Linked DNA regions of Homo sapiens: region 1 is linked to region 2. Evidence: read pairs that join two places in POLR2A ChIA-PET (ENCODE). Cell type or tissue: Panc1. All regions are shown on one strand. Each heading gives the region's core, and the rest is flanking DNA. Links, peaks and the distances in the headings are about the cores only. Region 1 overlaps OSBPL9 (oxysterol binding protein like 9). Region 2 overlaps EPS15 (epidermal growth factor receptor pathway substrate 15).

The links. Peaks named below come from ENCODE experiments on the same cell type or tissue, not always from the same donor. Only the 100,000 strongest peaks of a DNase experiment are listed, where the experiment ranks them.
Region 1: POLR2A ChIA-PET joins it to region 2 with 10 read pairs; 2 of 35 experiments call an interaction of 5 or more read pairs at or near these places.

Annotation. Positions count from the first base shown.
Region 1 is chr1:51,644,287-51,649,670 of GRCh38, forward strand. All of the region lies in intron 1 of OSBPL9 (oxysterol binding protein like 9), which reads left to right. Among named protein-coding and RNA genes, the nearest start is that of OSBPL9, 30 kb to the left of the region's middle. RefSeq lists a silencer at 3,534-3,742. In Panc1, for the core only: no CTCF peak of the experiment used is centred there; a DNase peak (open chromatin) is centred at 508; H3K4me3 peaks cover 239 bases; H3K27ac peaks cover 2,762 bases.
Region 2 is chr1:51,442,190-51,447,573 of GRCh38, forward strand. It overlaps EPS15 (epidermal growth factor receptor pathway substrate 15), which reads right to left. Exons shown (of 25, transcript NM_001981.3): 10 at 4,771-4,916; 11 at 2,700-2,856. Among named protein-coding and RNA genes, the nearest start is that of EPS15-AS1, 73 kb to the right of the region's middle. In Panc1, for the core only: no CTCF peak of the experiment used is centred there; no DNase peak of the experiment used is centred there.

The sequences.
Region 1 (5,384 bases), core at 264-5,263, 200 kb after region 2:
GAGAGACAGGATCACGAGTTAGTTTTATACATATTGAGTTTTGTTTTGTTTTGTTTTTGAGACGGAGTCTTGCGCTGTTGCCCAGGCTGGAGTGTAGTGGCGCAATCTCGGCTCACTGCAACCTCTGTCTCCCAGGTTCAAGCAATTCTAGCTGCCTCAGCCTCCCTAGTAGCTGGGATTACAGGCGTGTGCCACCACACCCGGCTAATTTTTGTACTTTTAGTAGAGACAGGGTTTCACCATGTTGGCCAGGCTGGTCTTGAACTCCCGACCTCATGTGATCTGTCCGCCTCAGCCTCCCAAAGTGCTGGGATTATAGAGGTGAGCCACCGCGCCCAGCCCATGTTGAGTTTTAAATGCCTTTGAGAAAGCCAGGTGGAGATGTGCTGAGGGAGAGAGTGGAGAAAATGTGAAATAGCCCTTGCCGAGAATGGGAGAGCAAGTCTACTGATGAATCATTTCCTGCTCTTCCCTCTGCCTGGGACTTTGCCCGCAGATTCTTCACTTTACTCGGTCCTCTAATTCAAATCTCAGTTCTTGTATCAACTCCTTGAAGAGCTTTTTCAAGCTACTTAAGTTAAAATAGAACCTCCTTTCCCAACAATAACTTTCTGATCATCACTGCTCTAATTTAAATGTGTCCCCCAGCATTCATGTGTTGGAAACTTAACTGCAACACTGCAACAGTGTTGGGAAGTGGGGGCTAATGGAAAGTGTTTAGGCAGTCCCCTTGTAAACAGATCAACGCCATCACAAAAAGGGCTCGCTCACTTGTACTCTTTGCCTTTCCACCCTCTGCTCTGCGATAAATAGGGCTCTCACCAGATGCTGGTGCTTGGATCTTGGAATTCCCAGCCCCTTAAAACTTGAGAAAATAAATTTCTGTTATAAATTATGCAGTCTCTGGTATTCTGTTATAGTAGCACAAGATGCACTAAGACAATCACCTTCCTTTATTTTCTTAACACTTATCACCAGCTGAAACTATCTTCTTAACTTGATTTTCTTAGGCAAAATATCTACTCACATCCTTTGCCCATTTTTAAATTGGGTTGTCTTTTTATTGTTGAGTTGTGCGAGTTCTGTATATATTCTCGATACTATACCCCTACCCAGATATATATGATTTGCAAATATTTTCTCTCATTCTTTGGTTTGTCTTTTCACTTTCTTGGTAGTGTTTTTTGTTTGTTTGGTTGGTTTTTTTTTTAAGACAGGGTCTCATTCTGTTGCCCAGGCTATGGTGCAGTGGCATGATTATAGCTCATCATAACCTCAAACTCCTGGGCTCAAGGGATCCTCCTGCCTTAGTGTGATAGTGTTCTTTAAGGACAAATGTTTTTAATTTTGATGATGCCCAGTTTATTAATATTTCTTTTATTGCTTGTGCTTTTGGTATCATGTAACCATTGCTGATTCCAAGGTCACAAAGATTTATACCTACGTTTTTACCTAAGAACTTAATAGTTTTACCCTTTAAATTTAGGTCTTGGATCCATTTTGAGTTAACTTTTTTTTATGGCATAGGGTAGGTATCCAGCTTCATTCTTTTACATATGGTTTAATCATCATTTGTTGGAAAGACTATTCCCTATTGGATAGTCTTGGCACTCTTGTAAAAAAAAATCACTTGATTATGTATGTATGGGTTTATTTCTATACTTGCAATTCTATTCCATTGATCCTATGCATATCCTAATGTCAGTACCACACTGTCTATTATTACTGTGGTTTTGTGTTGCATTTTGGAATTGAGAAGTGTGAGTCCTCCAATGTTGTTCTTTTTTTGAAGTTTGTTCTGGCTATTCTGGGTCCCTTGCAAAACCACTGAATTTTAGCATCAGCTTATCAATTTCTACAACAGAAAAGGGGAGTTAGGATTTTGATAGGTATTATATTGAATCTGTAAATCAATTTAGGGAGTACTGCCATCTTAACAACATTAAGTCTTTCAATCTAAGAGCATGAGGTATCTTTCTATTTATTTAGGTCTTCTTTAATTTCCTTGTGTTGTTTTGTAGTTTTCAGTGTACAAGTCTTATGCTTCTTTTATTAAATTTATTAATAAGTATTTTACCTTTTGATGCTATTATAAATGGAATTGTTTTCTTAGTTATATCTCCAAATTTTTTAAATCTGAAAGTATAGAAATACAATTAATTTTTGTTATTGAATTTCTGTTTGAAACTTTGGTGAGCTCATTTATTAGCTCTAATAGTTTGTTTTTGGTGTGGATTCCTTAGGATTTTCTTTGTTGTTGTTGTTTTTTGTTTTTGAGACGGAGTTTTGCTCCATTGCCCAGGCTGGAGTGCAGTGGCACAATCTCGGCTCACTACAACCTCCTGGGTTCAAGCGATTCTCTAGCCTCAGCCTCCTGAGTAGCTGGGACTACAGGCGCCCACCACTCCCAGCTAATTTTTGTATTTTTAGTAGACATGGGGTTTCACCATGTTGGCCAGGCTGGTCTTGAACTTCTGACCTCAAGTGATCCACCTGTTGCAGCCTCCCAAAGTGCTGGGATTACAGGTGTGATCCATTGCACCCAGCCCCCTAGGATTTTCTATATGGAAGGTTATGTCTTCTTCAAACAGAAATACTTTAAACTCTTCCTTTCTAATCTAGATGCCTTTATTTCCTTTTCTTGCCTGATTTCTCTGGCTAGTACCTCCAGTACAGTGTTGAGCAGGAGTAGCAAGATAAGACATTTTTGTCTTGTTCTTAGGTATAAAGCTTTTAATCTTTCATCATTACATATGCGGTTACCTTGGGCTTTTCATAGATGCCCCTTATTAACTCAAAGAAGTTCCCTTCTGTTTCTAGTTTGTTGAGTGGTTTTTATCATGAAATGGTGTTAGATTTTTTTAAAAGTACGTTTTCTGTGTCTTTTGAGATGATCATGTGATTTTTGTTCTTTATTTTATTAATATGGTATATTATATTGATTGTTTCTTATACGTTGACTCAACCTTGTATTCTTGGGATAAATCCCACTTGGTCATAGTATATAATCCTTTTTATATCTTGCTGGATTTTGTTCGCTAGTATTTTGTTGAGAATTTGTCCATCTATATTAGAAACAGATACTGTTTTTTACGTACGATTTTTTTTCTGGTTTTGGTATTAGAATAATACTAGCTTTATAGAAAAAATTGGAAAGTGTTCGCTCTTCTATATTTTGGAAGAGTTTGTGAAGGTATGTCGTTAATTCTTTAAACATTTTATAGAACTCACCATCTGGGCCTGCGCTTTTCTTTGTGAGAAGTTTTTTGATTACTAATTCAGTCTTTTTACTTATTTTACGTCTATTCAGATTTTCTATTTTTTCTTTAGTCAGTTTTGGCAGTTTATATCTTTCTTGGAATTTATTGGTTTCATCTAATTTGTTGTTCCTTGTATTTCCTTAGAATTTTTTTGTTTTTGTAAGATTGGTAATAATGTTTTTTTTCTTTCATTCCTGATTTTAGTACTTTGAATCCCCTTTTTTTTCCTTGGTCAGTCTAGCTAATGATTTATCAATTTTGTTGATTTTTTAAAGAACCAACTTTTGGCTAGGCACAGTGGCTCGCACCTGTAGTCCCAGCACTTTGGGAGGCTGAGGCAGGTGGATTGCTTGAGCTCAGGAGTAGCCCGAGAACCCCTTCTGAGTAGAACATATCAGTTCGATATTCCCACTTCATGGGGGTAATCCTGTTTTGTCATCCAGCTGAAAAGACAGTAGCATTCATTTCAGAGTGGTCCTTTTTTAAGGTACCGGGCCTTGTAGCTGGAGGCAGAGAGAGTGACAGTTACTGGGCTGTAGACCACATATCTATTTGTGCCAATTTGCTTGAAAAAGGACATTTGTTAGCAGGTTTCAGAACATTGGTAAGATAACACTCAGTAGGAAGATTGCTGGCGTTATGTCAGCTACCTTTCTTTCATTACCAGAAGCTACTAGGATTCATCAGAAATAACCTAATATTTGGTGAATGGCATTGGCTTAGACAGATTTGCTTCAGACCAGGAGGTAGCTGAAGATCACTGGCAGCTGGGACTTTCCTCCTTATCTCTGTGCTTCTCTTGCTGTGTAGGCTTGCTTTCTTCGCATAGAAGGCACAGGACCAGTGGCCTCTGTACCTCACAGCTTCAAGAGCAGATAGGAGGGAGCTCTTCCCTTTGCCCCGGTTGAAAAACTTCCTGGGAGATGACTCTGTCCTGCCCTGTGGGGTAGTGGGTCCTGTGATTGGTCAGCTTCCTTTATCAGAAAAGGCTGTGTCTGGTGAAAGCAGTCACACCAGCTTCCCTATAGCCCCGCATTAAAGCTGAGTGGAGAGAGGGAGGGAGAGGGCCCTGTGCTATTGTGAAAGAGGATAATTTGATGCTATTACAGCTCAGATAAGGTCTGGGAGAATGATTTGCCGGACAGGCATCTCCAACTGTGCAACTCAGCCACATTTTACATATGTAACACTGGGTAACTTACTTGATATCCCTAGTGTCATTTTCATTTTTAATATAGGAATAATTCTTACCATGCAAAGGCTTGTAAGGTTTACTGTATATAAAGTGCCTGTTACATAAGGGGCAGCAATGAGTGAGGATCTGCTGCTTCTGCTATTGTTATTATTAATGTTGCTATTATCCCTTTCTCCAAGTCCTCTTATTTAACGGTGTTATTTTTCTAAAACACACCTTTAAGAATGCTATTGCCCTCTTTGTAAACCTTTAGTAGCTCCCCATTAACTATTGAATAAAGTTAAATTTCCTTAACTACTCCATGTTTTTTTTCAGACCCTTCAGGATCTGGTCCCTGTAATCTTCTTTTCAGCCTCATTTTAAAAAATGTTTAATTTTAATTTTTTTGAAACAGTCACACTGTTTCCCAGGATGGAGTGCAGCAGTGCCATCTCTGCTCACTGCAACCTCCGCCTCCCAGGTTCAAGGGATTCTCCTACTTCAGCCTCCCAAGTAGCTGGGATTACAGGTGTGCACCACCATGCCCAGCTAATTTTTGTATTTTTAGTAGAGATAGGGTTTCACCACGTTAGCCAGGCTGGCCTTGAACTCCTGGCCTCACTCAAGTGATCTGCCCACCTCAGTCTCCCAAAGTGTTGGGATTACAAGCGTGAGCCACTGTTCCTGGCCTTCAGTCTTATCTGTAAGTTCCTGTCTGCACCCTGTGCTCTTGTCTGTACATCTACTCTCCTATGAATAGGAAAGTAAAGTTTTCTACATCTGTGCCTTCGCTGATGTTGTTTCCTTGTCTTGGAATGGCCTTTCCCCCACTACCTTCCCTTTCTTTTTATCAGATTTCTTTTTTCTTTCTTTCTTTTTTAAAGCCCCAGGTTGAAACTTGAAACCTGATCATTTCAGTTTTGCTTCCTTCCCTGATCTTTTTCCTTGAC
Region 2 (5,384 bases), core at 226-5,225:
AACTCTATCTAAACTTGACCTATGAGCTAGGCCTGGCCAGACAGCTAAACAAAATGAAACATTAGCACTTGGTCTCACTTTTATCAGCAAGAGTAAATTACTTCACTTAAATGCTATCAGAAATTTGCTATCAGAGGTGCAAATGTACCAAAGAACTTGTGACTACCACATCTCCTCTGTCACTCTAACTCAAAAAAAGGTGACTCACATTTTATAGTCTTGCCTGTAAAAATATCATCAAATAAGAAGACAAAGTGAGACAAATTAGTTTAACCTCAAACAAGTTAGAAAGTGACACCCCAGATACTGAAAAAAGTTTAGTTAATATTTTATGTAGCATTTGAAGGGTATATGAGAAAAAATATGTAGCATGTCCCCTTCTTTCAAAATGTTTTCTCTTACCCTATTCTTGTGCATTACACAAAAATTCTACTTTGGTGATGTTAAGTGGATCAGAGAGCCTAGGGAAGGCAGACTAAAATGCACACAAGGACCAAGTGACATGTGACAAAAGCATGCTGTTTAGGAATTTTCTTTTTTTTGCTGAATAAAAAACCTCTCATTTCAAAATGTATCTTGTAAACCAAAAACCACAAAGCTAAAAAAGGCATAAAGTAAAGCTCTAACCTTGAGAGAGAGTAGAGTTAAGAAACTGACAGTACAAGAAAGGCGAAAAGCAGAGTGCTGCAGAATGGAAAAAATAGTCCAAACTAGAAAAAACACAGAAAGGAAAGCAACATTCAAAAAAGGATTAGTCAAAGCTGCAAAAAATGCAGTACTAAAAAAACCAGATTAAAGAGAAAAGAGGTTATTTGAAAGATAAAACAATGCAAGTTTTCATTTTTAAAGTTAAAATTTTGGGTTAATAGATAAGATAGCAGTGATAAATTCCCATTTCAATGAATAATACTGGTATCTGACATAAATAGACAAACGTATCTATGATCTAGTGAATGAACTTCAGACAAATCTACTAAATTAAAAACTATACCTCATGCAACTTCAAGCATCTACTAACATAGACTTCAAACTTTTAATTTGCTTCAGAAATTTCTGTCATATCTAAAATTTGTGTTGGTAGGCAATTGAATAGGTTATAAAATGAAGAAGGCAGAAAAAAAAAAAGCAGTCTGCATAGGTGAAAGAAAGCATGAAACAACACAGTATTCCATAACTGAGGTACAGTTATATAGCAAAGAGCAAAAATGCATATTCAGTAACCTTTATCCTTCTGGGTGGCATCACTTTCAGCCTTTTCCACAACTTAAGGGACTCATGTCATACATCATAAGGAATCAAAAAATTCACAAAAAGGCCCCCCCCATAACTCACAAAGCAGATAATAAAATATTTATTTTATTACAAATAAGGACAAAAACTTCTATAAGTAACTCTCCATACCTGGTAGCTATAAATTCCATTTAGCTTACCAAAAAAATCCAATTTTCTTTCTTTCTTTCTTTCTTTCTTTTTTTAAGAGACAGGGTCTTGCTCTGTTGCCCCGGCTGGAGTGTAGCAGTTGGATCTTACTTAGCTCACTGCAACCTCAAACTCCTGGGTTCAAGTGATCCTCCTGCCTCAGCCTCCCGAGTAGCTAGAACTACAGGTACACGCCAACGCACCTGGCTAATTTTTTTGTTTTTGTTTTGTAGAGACAGGGTCTTGCTATGTTGCCCAGGAACTCCTGGCCTCAAGTGATCCTCCCACCTCGGACTCACAAAATACTGGGTTTACAGGTGTGAGCCACTGTGCTTGGTCCCAATTTGGTTTTTATTAATCTTTTTAAAATGGGATTTTTAAGAACCATGTGACAAAATTAATGCAAAACCCAAAATATTCTATGATATTTTAAAGAGCTCTCCTCATACCACACATTTGACAACTCTTATTACTGTATAACAACCCTGAAAAATCTCCACAGCCATGGTTATACTTTATAGGCCATAAGAGATTTAAAAATACAAAGTATTTATTTTTAAAGGCAAATAGCCACTATGGTATGCAAGTCCTTTCAAAGGTCTATTAAAGGCCAAGATATTGCAAATGCATCATACTAGGAAGGGTTTCTACATGAGGAGAGAAAAATCAAGGCATGACTAAAACAATGAAGTTTTGAAAATTCTCACTGCTGTCCAGAAACCAAAACTAGGTAAAACCCACTTCTAGCTGTTCAAATATGAAGTTCAGTGGTATACTCAGGAACAAAAGGTCACCTACAGCAAAAACCGCACAGATACATCCTCAACATAATGTTTTCCTTGGAGGCTTTTTTGATGTAAAATTGACACCAAGCAACCATCATATGCAAGATTCTGTTTTCAAATCTGTATCATTTTATGTAAGAGTGAATCATCAAGTGAAACACAATAATTTAATTTTTATAGCTTTCCTTTTATAATCTATTCATAAAACTTAATTCACAAATCCAGGAAAGGAAAAATAAGCCCACATTTTCCAATTTTAAGACTGGAAATATAGTTGTCATGTTTAATGAATGGGGTAAACAAGCTACTGGCCAAGGATGTTATACAAGGCACTCCAGCATATTTATAGGCACAAACTAAACCACAAACAGTATACTGTTCTGCTCTTAGCCAGATACATTTTCTCTTCTATTTCATCCAAATTGAATCTGTAATTCGACATAGTATTGTTCCTTTGAAATTAATACATTCAGGTTTCCTTTTAAGCTTTCTTACCTTTTGTAAACTGGCCCTGTCTGATGGTGGAATCATTTCAGGAGTAAGAACGTGAGGAGGATCAATGCCCTTGATTAACTTCTGACTGATTAAGTGAAAAGCCAAGGCAAACTGATCCTTTGAAAGCTTCCCACAGTCCTTTGTGTCGCATAATGACCTGCACAAATAAACAAAATGAATGGTATGTAAGTGCCACAACTGCAAAAAGTCCAGAGAAAAAGTACCACTATGCAGCTTTTTTAAAATAATGAGGTGAATTTAAAAAGACAGTCACACCAACTTGCAGGTTATTAAAAACTCACTCAACTGTTCGAAGAGGTAGATCAGCTAAGATGGTAAAAAGAGAATGTTCACCCTGGTGCTGAGCAGGAGCCTCTAATCTGGGTTTACACTTTGTGTTTTCTTACCAATTTTCAGAACCACTATACAGTAAAAGTTGTGGTGGGCCAAAGAATCCTAACATTCCTTACACCCAACATTTTTAACATTAAAAGATATTAAAGATAAAATCTAAGTCTCAACAAATTTGATTCACTGGTGGCATTAGAAGGATTCTAAAACAAGCACAATTTTGATATTGCTATGCCTCCTGCAACTCTTGGAGTAGGAGGATACAAGGATCACCAAGCCAAAGCAGAATAAACAGCTGCAAATGGAAATCACATGTGAGGAAAAGGCAGCAATCTGGAAAGCTTTACACAATCACTTGAAGAGAAACTGCAAAGGTTTTACTCTACTTTCTTTTTCTGTAATTAAAAAAAAAAAAAGCTCAGCTTTCTGAAATCCTGATCTGTTTAATGCACTGAAGGCCAGTAGGGCCTGATGAAAAGACTACATAAGTAAAAAGACTACATGTCACATAGATCTTAAATTCCAGCTTTTCTACTTATTTCTTCTTATAACCTTGGCTAAGTTTTTTAACCTCTCCAAATCTTAGTTTCCTCATCTATAAAGTGGAGATGATAACACCCATCTTGCGAAATTACTATGAGAATTAAAGACAGGATATATAAAAAGCTTAGGCATAACATTAAGCCCGTGACAACTGCCATTTATTGAGTATAGTGCCTACCCTAGGCACTCAATAGTGGCAGCTACTACTAGTTATGCATATTTAATCTTTCCCAGTCTTGGGTTCTTGTTTCTTTTAAGGCAGATCTACTTACTGTCTGCCTCCCTTCTTTTCTAAGTTTCTCTTTACAACCATGTGGCCCCACTTGTGACGTTTCTGCCTCTTGAAAACCTGAAGATAACCTCTGGTATCGTTAGGTGGATTGGCGGCAGACAAACTATAAAGCATTTTCATATACATTATCTCATTTTCTGTGAAATTCATTAAAGACACTAGGGTTTGCCTTTTCAAGGACCAAGTATGTTATTCCTATGTGAAGGTATGAAAGTATACATATACACTATAAAATTATGCAGGTATGCCTTGAAGATACTGTTTTTTACATTGTTTAAATTTCAGATATCTGGATTCTCTCTGAAAATTTTAAGTTTAATTGATATAAACAGAAGCTGGATTTTAACATTCTAATAACAATTAACTGACACTGTCATTCTTTTTTTTTTTTTTTTTGAGATGGAGTTTCATTCTTGTTGCCCAGGCTGGAGTGCAATGGCGTGATCTCAGCTCACTGCAACCTCCACCTCCCAGGTTCAAGCAATTCTCCTGCCTCACCCTCCCGAGTAGCTGGAACTACAGGCGCACACCACCATGTCTGGCTAATTTTTTGTGTTTTTAGTAGAGACAGCTTTTCACCATGTTGGCCAAGCTGGTCTCAAACTCCCGACCTCAGGTGATCCACCCACCTCGGCCTCCCAAAGTGCTGGGATTACAGGCGTGAGCCACCATGCCCAGCGGATGCTGTCAATCTTATAAAGCTTCAGGTAACCCATTCTCAAGCTTTTGTCCATTAGCCAGAAGAATTCTTCAGATTCTGATTTTCTCTATAAAAAATTCTGAAACAAAAACTGTCCTATTTACAAATGACTAAAAATCAAAATGCAGAAACTGGAATTGATACAAAACCATATTTTTAAAAAATCAATTCAAATAAAGTCTTACCATATATGGGCTAGTAAGGTAGAAGGTAAACCTGTTTTCAAGAATATTTCACGGACCTCCAATCCAGACACAAATCCGTCCATATCTTTATCAGTTTTCAGGAAGATTTCATCATATTTAGCTTTTTCTGCAGGGGATACAACCCACTACAGGGAGGAAAAAAAACAGTATTTCTGCCAAAATGAAACAAACTTTGAAGTGTCACTCTTTCAATCCATTACAATATCCATCACAAATTCTGAACAATTCTACCCTACTAACTCAGAGCAACAATGTATCACTTCCATATGACATCTCAATCAAAATGCTGTGGGGAAGAGAAAATAACAGAAGAAAATACAGGTCAGTTAGGACTTATCCATAGGTGCACATTTTTACTTTTTTTTAAGAAATGAGTAAATTCAAACATAGTTAACTCTTGACTAATGCCCACATTAATATAGGTAACTGAAAGTCTGTATAAACAAAATACTCAGATAATTCTCAATCTTTATTTTTTATAGTTTGACCCAGCAGTGTTAACCATAGCCAAACTGGCTGATTTGCATATCCTGTCATTATCTTCCTTTACTCAATCTGACAAGAGGCAGGCTGGGGGCAGAAAAAAAAAAGCC